2 separate regions of the Homo sapiens genome follow, and region 2 is linked to region 1. A link is an interaction called in ENCODE POLR2A ChIA-PET data of the cell type or tissue named here. Cell type or tissue: A673. All regions are shown on one strand. Links, peaks and the distances in the headings refer to the core of each region. The heading gives the core; the rest is flanking DNA. Region 1 overlaps QRICH2 (glutamine rich 2). Region 2 overlaps RNF157 (ring finger protein 157).

The links. Peaks named below come from ENCODE experiments on the same cell type or tissue, not always from the same donor. Only the 100,000 strongest peaks of a DNase experiment are listed, where the experiment ranks them.
Region 2: POLR2A ChIA-PET joins it to region 1 with 5 read pairs; 13 of 35 experiments call an interaction of 5 or more read pairs at or near these places.

Annotation. Positions count from the first base shown.
Region 1 is chr17:76,280,160-76,285,528 of GRCh38, forward strand. It overlaps QRICH2 (glutamine rich 2), which reads right to left. Exons shown (of 19, transcript NM_001388453.1): 8 at 1,705-1,956; 9 at 672-794; 10 at 495-569; 11 at 128-292. Among named protein-coding and RNA genes, the nearest start is that of UBALD2, 17 kb to the left of the region's middle. In A673, for the core only: no CTCF peak of the experiment used is centred there; no DNase peak of the experiment used is centred there.
Region 2 is chr17:76,169,598-76,174,966 of GRCh38, forward strand. RNF157 (ring finger protein 157) reads right to left here. Exons shown (of 19, transcript NM_052916.3): 3 at 4,105-4,193. Among named protein-coding and RNA genes, the nearest start is that of FOXJ1, 31 kb to the left of the region's middle. In A673, for the core only: no CTCF peak of the experiment used is centred there; a DNase peak (open chromatin) is centred at 3,144.

The DNA.
Region 1 (5,369 bases), core at 1-5,000:
GCGGGGAAAGAGGGGCCAGGGGACCTCTAAGGAAGCAGGTAGGGGGCTGACCCAGGAGAAGGTGGTGCTGTCCCGATCCTGGGGGCAAGGCTGTGGGATGGAGAGCCCCGCCATGCCCCTGCCTCACCTTGTTGTCCATCTCTGTGAGCAGCCTGTCCAGCATCTTCTGCCAGTCCTGCTCCTGCCCGCTCATCTTGGCCACCAGCTCCTGCATCATGTGGTTCAGCTGCTCCGTGGTGGCATCAAACTGGACACGGCTCACTTTGGTGGCCAGAGCACTCTTGTCGGCTTTCTGCCCAGAGACAGACAGAGGTCCCCGCATCTGGGAGATGGCCATGGAGGGGCCCCATTCCCTGGGGGTGTCGACCCCTATCACCAGGCAGGTTTCTGAGAGCCCACACTCGTCTCGCCAGCTCCCCTCCACTCAGTCTCTCAAAGAACAGTCAGCGAGACCGCCCTGGGACACAGCGTGGCTCCTGGGGCCTGGCACCCACCACATCGATCTCCATCTCCAGGTGCTCCCTGTTGGCCTTTTCCTTTTCGAGCTTCTCCAGACCCTGGTACAGCATCTGGGGAGGCCAAGTGAACAGAGAAAAAAAGAGCCAGCAGCTGCGGGGCTAGGGCACCACATTGAGCCCCGGCCCCATCCCAGCCACCCTGCGGCCGCTCACAGCAATGTCCTTCTGTTTCTGCCGATGGTCCTCGATGAGGTTGCTGGTGGTGATGTTGAGCTTCTCGCAGTCACCCTGCACCTGCAGGATGGCACTCTGCACACGGCCCAGCAGCTCCTCGTCCTGCGGCAGGAGGGATGGGAAGGCTCTCGGAGGCTGCTGGCGCGATCCCACCCCCTGCTGCCATAATATTGCTGCCCCAGGTAAGTTGGCCCTTAAAACATCTGCAAGGCTGGGAGCGGTGGCTCATGCCTGTAGTCCTGGCACTTTGGGAAGCTGAGGTGAGGCGAGAGGATCACTTGAGCCCAGGAGTTCAAGAACAGCCTGGGCAACATAGGGAGACCCTGTCTCAAAAACAATGGAAAACAATTTTCCACTAACAGTGCGGGAGGCCCTCTGTCTGCCCTTTCTGGGTGTCCACCCCCACAGGACACAAGCGTCAGTCACCTACATCCCCATGGACTAGCCTTGTGACCCTGGCCTGCCGGTCAGGGGTCATTAGAGGTGATGGAGGCTCAGGAGTGATGTGCTGTCCCGGGGCACTTGAGAGCTGGGCTGTGGGCTTTATTCTCCCCTCCTCTCCTGGCCCAAATCTGAGTTCCTCAGCCCAAGAGGCAGGACCCAGGATTTGTGGCTGTGCCCGCCCCCACCAGCAAGCCTGCCCTTTCTAGGGAAATTGAGAAGGGGTTGGAAGACTCGCGTGCCAGGGAGTCAACATCTCCTACAGTTGGGCCTGTGTCTCCAGGGCACGCGAAGGGCACTGATCTGTCCTCAGCCGGCCTGTGCTGTCCCACCCCATCAAGCCAGCTCTTCCCCATGGTCTCCTGTCCCCAAAGCTAGTTCTGCTGCTACCCTCGCTGTGGACCTGCAGAAAGACCAGGGACTCTTGTGGGATCTGGCTAAAGGGCTCCGCCACGGAGAGCTGACCTTGAGGCCCAAACACCCGCCCCACTTCTGTGGGTCTGCAGCAGGGTGGCCCTCCTCTGTGGGGCCATGTCCAGTTGCAGCAGGAGGGAGGCGAGCAGAGCCCCACCTGTCTCTGGAGCTTGGCCTTCTTGGAGGGTCGGGAGACGGCCAGGCTGTTGACCATGTCTTGGAGTTGCTCATAGCGCCGCACCAGCGTGCTGACCTGATGGCTCACATCCAGGCTGCAGGCTGGACAGGTGGCCTCAGGGTCGATCTGGCCAGGAGCCAAGGTGTGGGCCTTGTGCGGGGCCATGCTCATGGACAGGAGCGTGGAGGAGGAGGTCAGCATGCTCTCAATGATCATCCTGAGCTTGTCCAACTGCGTGCAGGAGAGACGGCAGCAGCAGGGCAGTGAGGCCAGTCACGGCCACGCTCTGCCCATGCTGGCACTGCCCCTAGCCTGTGTGCCTCTCCCCTGTCGTGCCCTGGGCAGTTGCTGCATCCTCAGTGCCTCCCAGAGCATGTGCCATCATGGGCATCTATCCAGTAAACGGTGAGTAGAGAGAGTTCTCCGAGAACACAGTGTCAACACTGAACCAAGCCCTTGCCAGAAGAAGGCCTCTGGAGCTTTCTCCAGCCAGCCCACCAGCTCAGCATGAGAACATCTCTTCTTTAGCTAAATCGTAAAGTGCTGCTGCCAGTTAGCCGGGCCATAAACACACAGAGGACCGTAATGACACACAGGCCCCGCCCCAGGCTCTGGGGCTGTGAGGGGTGGGCTTGCACACGCTCCTGCTCACATGCCATGGGGAACGGACATGCTCCATCCACCTAGCATGTAAATAACTCACGATACAGGAACTTGGCAGGTGCTGACACTGCTCCAGGGGCCTCTCCAAGGCTGGGCGGTGCAAACCCCTTCCAGGGCAAGTGCCTTGAAGGCTGCCCTGGTGTTCTCCTCTGCATCCCGCAGGCCCCATTCGTCACCCCAAATGAGAGTTCCCAGGTAGACAGCTGATCCAAGGGCAGCCGGTCCCTCAACTGGCCAAAGACCTGAGACATGTTGCTTGGCTCAAAAAGAGAGGCTGGGCCAACCTGGGCTCCTCTCTGGGGAGTGGGTGATGGAACAGAAAGGACTCTGCAGGGCTGGGGCAGCCACTGCAGAGCGCGAGGGAGAGCAAGGTGGATTGAGAGTGGAATGGGAGAGTGACGTGGGGGCTGAGAGGATGGGTAAGGAGAGGGACACAGGTACCCACAAAAGCAGATGCAGAGGGACAGGTGGGGTGGCCCACCCTGGCCTGCCCCCATGGCCTGGAAGTTCCCTTTTCCTCCACGGCCTACAGCTGCACATCCCCAGGGCAGCATCCTCTTGCCTGGGCTCACAGAGATGCTGCCACTTACAACCAGAAGAGCCTGCCCGGAGGCAGGTACCTCCGAGGGCCCCGGATGCAGAAGGACTGGCCAGTTCTCTCTCGAAAAGAGGAAGAGGCCTCCTAGAAAAATGGGCATTTCAGTGGAGTCTTAACACTAAGCCGCAGCTATCTGTGTAAAGAACAGCAGGAAAGAATAGGAGTGTGTTCAGAGAAAGGCAGGAGGCCAAGGTGGCTAAAGATGGGGCATGTGGAAGTGGGGCCTCCAAAAAAAGCCTGCAAAAGGAGGCTAGGCCAGCCCAACAGGAAGTGGATTGTCTCCTGAGTGTGGTCCTGGGACAGCCAGACATGAGCTTGGACTGACAGGTGACTCTTAAACGCTCCCAGCTGCTCCTCAGGCAGGACTCCTGGCCCGGGGTCATGACATGGGGCACACCACAGTTCCAGCAACTTGGGAGCCTGGAATGTGGCTCAAAGCACAAAGCGGGCCAGGCACGTGGCTCACGCCTGTAATCCCAGCACTTTGGGAGGCCAAGGTGGGTGGATCACCTGAGGTCAGGAGTTTGAGACCAGCCTGGCTAACATGGTGAAACCCCATCTCTACTAAAAATACAAAAATTATCCAGGTGTGCTGGTGGGTGCCTGTAGTCTCAGCTACTTGGGAGGCTGAGGCAGGAGAATTGCTTGAACCTGGGAGACGGAGGTTGCAGTGAGCTGAAATCATGCCATTGGACTCCAGCCTGGGCAACAAGAGCGAAACTCTGTCTCAAAAAAAAAAGCGGGGTGCAGTGGCTCATGCCTATAATCCTAGCACTTTGGGAGGCCAAGGCAGGTGAATGACCTGAGGTCAGGAGTTCAAGACCGGCCTGACCAATGTGGTGAAACCCTGTATCTACTAAAAATACAAAAAAATTACCCAGGCATGGCGGTGTGCACCTGTAGTCCCAGCTACCCAGGAGTCTGAGATAGGAGAATCACTTGAACCCGGGAGGTGGAGAATGCAGTGAGCTGAGATGGTGCCACTGCACTCCAGCCTGGGCAACAGAGCAAAACTCTGTCTCCAAAAAAAAAAAAAAAAAAAAAAAAAAAATGCACAAAGAGGTTCCTGACATGAACCCGCTTGGCCCAGTGGCTTTTCCTAGGTGGTTCTTCTGTGAGCACTCAGAGGGCTGCTCCTGATTCAGACAATCCTTAGTGAGAAAATGACCAAGAATTGCATTGCAAGGCTTAAAGACAGACACTGTCAAGAAAATGAAAAGATGACCCACAGAATGGGAGAAAATATTTGCAAGTCATCTATCAAATAAGAGTGTAGCATCCAGAACATGTAAAGAGCTCTTTCAACTCAACAATAAAATGACAAATAACTCACCTGAAAAAATGGATGAAGGATTTGGATATGTATATTTTATCTCTAAAGAAAGTATACAGGCCAGGCGTGGTGGCTCACGCCTGTAATCCCAGCACTTTGGGAGACCGAGGCGGGTGGATCACGAGGTCAGGAGTTCAAGACCAGCCTGGCCAAGAAGGTGAAACCCCGTCTCTACTGAAAATACAAAAAATTAGCCGGGTGCAGTGGCAGGCGCCTGTAATCCCAGCTGCTTGGGAGGCTGAGGCAGGAGAATCACTTGAACTCAGAGGGCGGAGGTTGCAGTGAGCTGAGATTGCGCCACTGCACTCCAGCCTGACAACAGAGTGAGACTCCGTCTCAAAGAAAAAAAAAAAAGATGAAAAAGAAAGTATACAAATGGCCAAAAAGCACATGAAAAGATGCTCAGCATCTTTAGTCACTAGGGAAACGCACATCAAAACTATAATGAGATCCCACCTCACACCCACTAAAGTGGCTATAATTTTTTTTTTTTTTTGAGACAGGGTCTCGCTGTCACCCAGGCTGGCGTCCAGTGGCGCGATCATGGCTCACTGCAACCTCCGCCTCCCAGGTTCAAGTGATTCTCCTACCTCAGCCTCCTGAGAAGGTGGGATTACAGGTGTGCACCACCACACCCAGCTATTTTCTGTTGTTGTTGTTGTTGTTGTTTTTGAGATGGAGTCTCGCTTTTTCACCCAACCTGGAGTGCATGGTGCGATCTCAGCTCACTGCAACCTCTGCCTCCCAGATTCAAGTGATTCTCCTGCCCCAGCCTCCTGAGTAGCTGGGATTACAGGCACGTGCCACCTCGCCCGGCTAATTTTTGTATTTTTTTAGTAGAGACGGGGTTTCACCATGTTGGTCAGGCTGGTCTCGAACTCCTGACCTCGTGATCCACCCGTCTGGGCCTCCCAAAGTGCTGGGATTACAGGCGTGAGCCACCACACCTGGCCTATTTTCTGTATTTTTAGTAGAGATGGGGTTTCATCATGTTGGCCAGGTTGGTCTCCAACTCCTGACCTCAAGTGATCTACCTGCGTCGTCCTCCCA
Region 2 (5,369 bases), core at 109-5,108, 110 kb before region 1:
GAGATGAAGTCTTGATCTGTCACCCAGGCTGGAGTGCAATGGCACGATCTTGGCTCATTGCAACCTCTGCCTCCTGGATTCAAGTGATTCTCCCGTCTCAGCCTCCCAAGTAGCTGGGATTATAGGCGTGTGCCACCAGGCCCAGCTAATTTTTTTGTATTTTTGTAGAGATGGGGTTTCTCCATGTTGGCCAGGCTGGTCTCGAACTCCTGACCTCAAGTGATCCACCCGCCTCACCTTCCCAAAGTGCTGGGATTATAGGCGTGAGCCACCGCACCTGGCCTAGTTAGGTTGTTTTAAAATGTTGGTTTGTTTTGCTACTGTCTTTCCTATTATAGGCATTCCTTACACATCTAAGAATCTGTGGCTGTCTGCTTGTATTTAAGATATTTAAACTGCTGATTAGAGCTCTGAGTGCACAGCAGGACTTGGGGATCCTGGGCTTCACTGTGGGCTGACCTGGATCTGTTGAGGAACCTCTAACTCTAGTCTCTTAGGTTTTCCTATCCAGGCAGGTCCAATTTCCAGAAAACAGTTTTCCTCTCTCTTGACAAAGGCCTGGCTGCCAGCATTCTAGGGGCAGAATGGAGAGGCAGCTGGAGGGCTCAACATCCAGTATGCCAGGATCCACTCACCTGCTGTTTTGTTTTGAGACAGGGTCTCACTCTTGCCCAGGCTGGAGTGCAGTGCTGTGATCGTGACTCATTGCAGCCTTGACCTCCCTAGGCCCAGGTGATCCTCCCACTTCAGCCTCCCAAGTAGCTGGGACTACAGGTGTGCACTACCATGCTTGGCTAATTTTTGTATTTCTTGTAGAGACAGGGCTTTACCATATTGCCCAGGCTGGTTAGCCTGTTTTTAGTACTGGCCATTAGCTGTGCCTGGGTCTCTCTTGTCCAGAGATTCTCTGTTTTGACCTTTCCAGGGAGAGTCATCTGCCTGCCTTTGGCCAAGGTGTAGGAATGTAGTTCTGGCTGTGTGGTACAAGGGAGAGGATCTGCCTACCTTGAAGGCAGACTTTCTACCAATCCTCTTCATTTTAGCCTCCCACCTCAACTTCTAGAGGGACCTGGCACTGCTAATTTCTGAACCCTTTGGGGGATAATATCACAGTATAAATTGGGTGATTCTCAGCTTTTCTTTCTGCTAGTTCAGGATTCTGATTTCCTGGGTCTACTAAGTCATTTAACGTTCACTATGTGTTTCCAGCTTCTAAAATGTTGTTGCTGTTGCTCTCTTCCCATTCTCCAAATATTTACAGATTTATGCCTTTTTAAAGAAATTTTTAAAATTTTTTATTTATTTATTTTATTGAGATGGAGTCTCACTCTGTCGCCCAGGCTGAAGTGCAGTGGCACAATCTCGCCTCACTGCAACCTCTGTCTCCCGGGTTCACATCATTCTCCTGCCTCAGCCTCCCAAATAGCTGGGATTACAGGTGCCTGCCACCATGCCCGGCTAATTTTTTGTATTTTTAGTGGAGACGGGGTTTCACTGTGTTAGCCAGGATGGTCTCGATCTCCTGACCTCGTGATCCGCCCGCCTTGGCCTCCCAAAGTGCTGGGATTACAGGCATGAGCCACTGCACCGGGCCTTATTTTTTATTTTTTAGTTGGAGTCTCACTCTGTCACCCAGAGTGGAGTGCAGTGGTACAATCTCGGCTCACTGCAACCTCTGTCTCCTGGGTTCAAGCAATTCTCCTGCTTCAGCCTCCGGAGCAGCTAGGATTACAGATGCGTGCCACCATGTCTGGCTAATTTTTGTATTTTTAGTAGAGACGGGTTTTTACCATGTTGGCCAGGCTGGTCTTGAACTCCTGACCTCGGTGATCCGCCCGCCTTGGTCTCCCAAAGTGCTGGGATTACATGCATGAGCCATCATGCCCGGCCAGATTTATGCCTTTTAAATACATGTTTATAATTACTTAATGGGGTTTTCAGAGGAAGCAAAAGTAGGTGTTCAATCCTCCATCTTTACCTGGAAATCCGAGAATCAGAATTTATTCCCATAATCACAGAAAAACAAAACAAAGAACACCCTTCAAGTTAACATTTATTGAACACCAGGTGTTTTCCCTTCTGTTACCTTAATTTTGACAACCACCATGAAAGGTAAAGTTGATTATCACCATTTTACAGATAAAAGAACCTGAAGCTCAGACACTCATTCAAGCAAGCATCTGTGGACCTGGGAGGCAAACTGCTCTGCTGCTTCCAAGTCTGGTTCTTCTAGCGCATGACAGCTGCTTCATCCTATTCTAGAGCTGCAGCCAGGCTGCCACGGCAGAGGCTATGACCTCACAGCAGCTCAGGCCCTTGAATGGTCTCCATCAAATGTGTGAATGTGCCATATGTGATGAGAGAAACCAAGTGGACAGAGTAGCTGGCAATGGCAGGCCCCAGAGGCCTCGTTAGTCTGCTCTGCTGCTGGATGAACTCCCCTGGGTCAGGTCGGGGGACTGTTCTGCAGCAGACAGGTACCTCCTTGAATCTCTCCTCCCCAGAGTTGACCCTGGGGTGGAGAGAAGCATAGCTGGGGAACCAGCAGAAACTTCAGGGACAAATAAAATATAAAAAATTAAGAGAGAGAAACAGAAAATAGATTAGTGGTTACTTAGGGCTGGGAGGACTGCTTGAGCCCGGGAAGTTAAGGCTGCAGTGAGCTGAGATCGTGCCACTGTACTGCAGCCTGGGTGACAAAGTGAGACTCTGGGCCAGGTGCGGTGGCTCACGCCTGTAATCCCAGCACTTTGGGAGGCTGAGACGGGCAGATCACCTGAGGTTGGGAGTTCAAGACCAGCCTGACCAACATGGAGAAACTCTGTCTCTACTAAAAACACAAAATTAACCGGGCGTGGTGATGCATGCCTGTAATCACAGCTACTTAGGAGGATAAGGCAGAAGAATCCCTTGAACCTGGGAGGTGGAGGTTGCAGTGAGCCGAGATCGCAGTGAGCCGAGATCGTGCCATTGCACTCCAGCCTGGGCAACAAGAGCAAAACTCCATCTCAAAAAAAAAAAAAAAAAAAAAAAAAAGGCGAGACTCTGTCTCAAATATATATATATATATATCAGACAGAAACATTGTAATGCTAATAAGGCTGTTCTATACAAGCATGAGATGGTCTCTGAGTCATCTTCCTTGCCTATTCAGAAAAATCTGGGACCTTGATTTGCCCTAACCAAATTTTTTCACCAGAGAATCAGACAGCCTTGGTAGACATATCATCTAGGGGTGGCGGGCAGTGGGAATGTATCAGACTAAAAATTACACTGTCTCAAGGATGGCACCAAGAAGGCAAATGACGATAATTAACATTGATGATGAGGATTAAGCAACCAACCCAGTGCACTATGAGTTCCTTAGAGAACAGACACATGATATAGGGAATAAAAAAGAAAAAGAAGGCTGGGCGCGGTGGCTCACGCCTGTAATCCCAGCACTTTGGGAGGCCAAGGCAGGTGGATCACGAGGTCAGGAGATCGAGACCATCCTGGCTAACATGGTGAAACCCCGTCTCTATTAAAAATACAAAAAATTAGCCGGACGTGGTGGCGGGCGCCTGTAGTCCCAGCTACTCGGGAGGCTGAGGCAGGAGAATGGCGTGAACCCTGGAGATGGAGCGTGCAGTGAGCCGAGATTGCGCCACTGCACTCCAGCCTGGGTGACAGAGCGAGACTCCGTCTCAAAAAAAAAAAGAAAAGAAAAAGAAAATATAGCAATAAAATAAAGGATTTGATATTCTAAGTTCAAATTTCCCATTTTTACATTGGCTTGTTGGAGTAGCTGCAAAAATTCCCATTTTCCCTTAATAATTCTTCTTCCCTTTTAAAAAATATCCATAAAATAAGGATACTAAGCATTTCTAGGCAAGCGAAAGTTTTTCACAAACACAGACGATTGCATCCAGTGCTGAACAACATGGGTGTGGACGGCCTGATCTCAGCAGAAAGTAGCGCCCGCACTCCTGTCTGAGGCCCAGAGAAGCAAGCTCTGGGGCTGCCGGAAACTGCTGTATGAGTTCCTTGGGAAGTCTGTCCCCCAGCCCCCAGCCTCCCCAAAGGAAGGTGCCTGGGACCTGGCCCCAGCCTCTGGGAACTTACTTGACGAGCCTCAGTGTGTCCTTTCGGATATTGACCAGGCTTCTCAGAGTCTTCACGGGTTCTTGGGGAGGTGGGGCGGCGTAAGGAAACTGTGTCAGAAACAAAGCAGGAGAAGGTGGTGTGTTTAAAAAGACCCACAGCTGTCCCTCGCTTTACAGTTTGCCAAGAATAGCCCTAAGAGGTGAGGCAGGAAGGCACAACTCTCCTAATTAAGTGAGGAAACTGAAACTCCGACATACTGAGTCAACCTGCTCAAGGTCACAGCTAGCGGGAAAACTGGGATGCAATTTGGGGCCCAAAGAGCCAGATTTATCTTCTTTTTCCATTATATGAAGCTTATTTCGGTCAGTGTTCAAAACCTGGAGAATTAATAATAAAAAAAAAAACCGCTGAAGTTCCAAATACCAAAGGACACACTGTGGCCGAGTTAATCACAAAAGGCTTTTCCATCTGACCTCAGACGACAGGGAACCAGACCTGCAAGCCCTTTCCTTCGGTGAGGCCATGCGGTATCCCAGGAGTTTAGGGACCGCAAATAAAAGAGGGCCCCATCATGTGTACAGAGCTGAAGTTTGCAAACAGTAAAGAACAAACTTCCCCTGCAGCTGATCATATAAAGCAGAGCTCTTTAACATGTGAGCCAAGAGTTATTTTGGGGTCACCAAAGGTTTATGGTTGTCTTCATCATTTACCATCCGCTTCTTCCCCCTTTGCCCGTTTAGACCTTTGGATTTGAAGTTCTGAGTTGTTGATAATGATGAGATAAAGAAAGGGGAAATAGCCAAAAATTTCACTGGGAATTGCCTTCTGAGGATCAAGAATGATTTCAAATGTTCCCGGTATTTTTAAAATGTTATTTGGGCAATCAAAATGTTTTAACATATAATTCCCAAAAAACCTACTGGTCTCTGCAGCTTTGCAAAACTGTGGTTCTCTTGGCTCAAGAAGAGTCTACCTCCATAGTGTGGTATCACAAAACAGGACACCCAAGTTATAATCAAATTGTGCCCTCACAGGTTTTTATTGAATATGGTTATTTTACTTGGGAAACAATATAGTTAAACCATAGTTAAGGTGCATCTGACTTAATGTACGCAGTATAATTGCTTATAATTCACAGGTATGAATGTGACTCTTACATTCAATAGAAATTATCTTCATTCAGATTACTCACTTTGTGGGCATGATGCAGTAATTTACTTTTTCATTGATATATTAACCATACATTCTTTTAAAAATGATAGTTTTTTCTAATTACAAAGTAA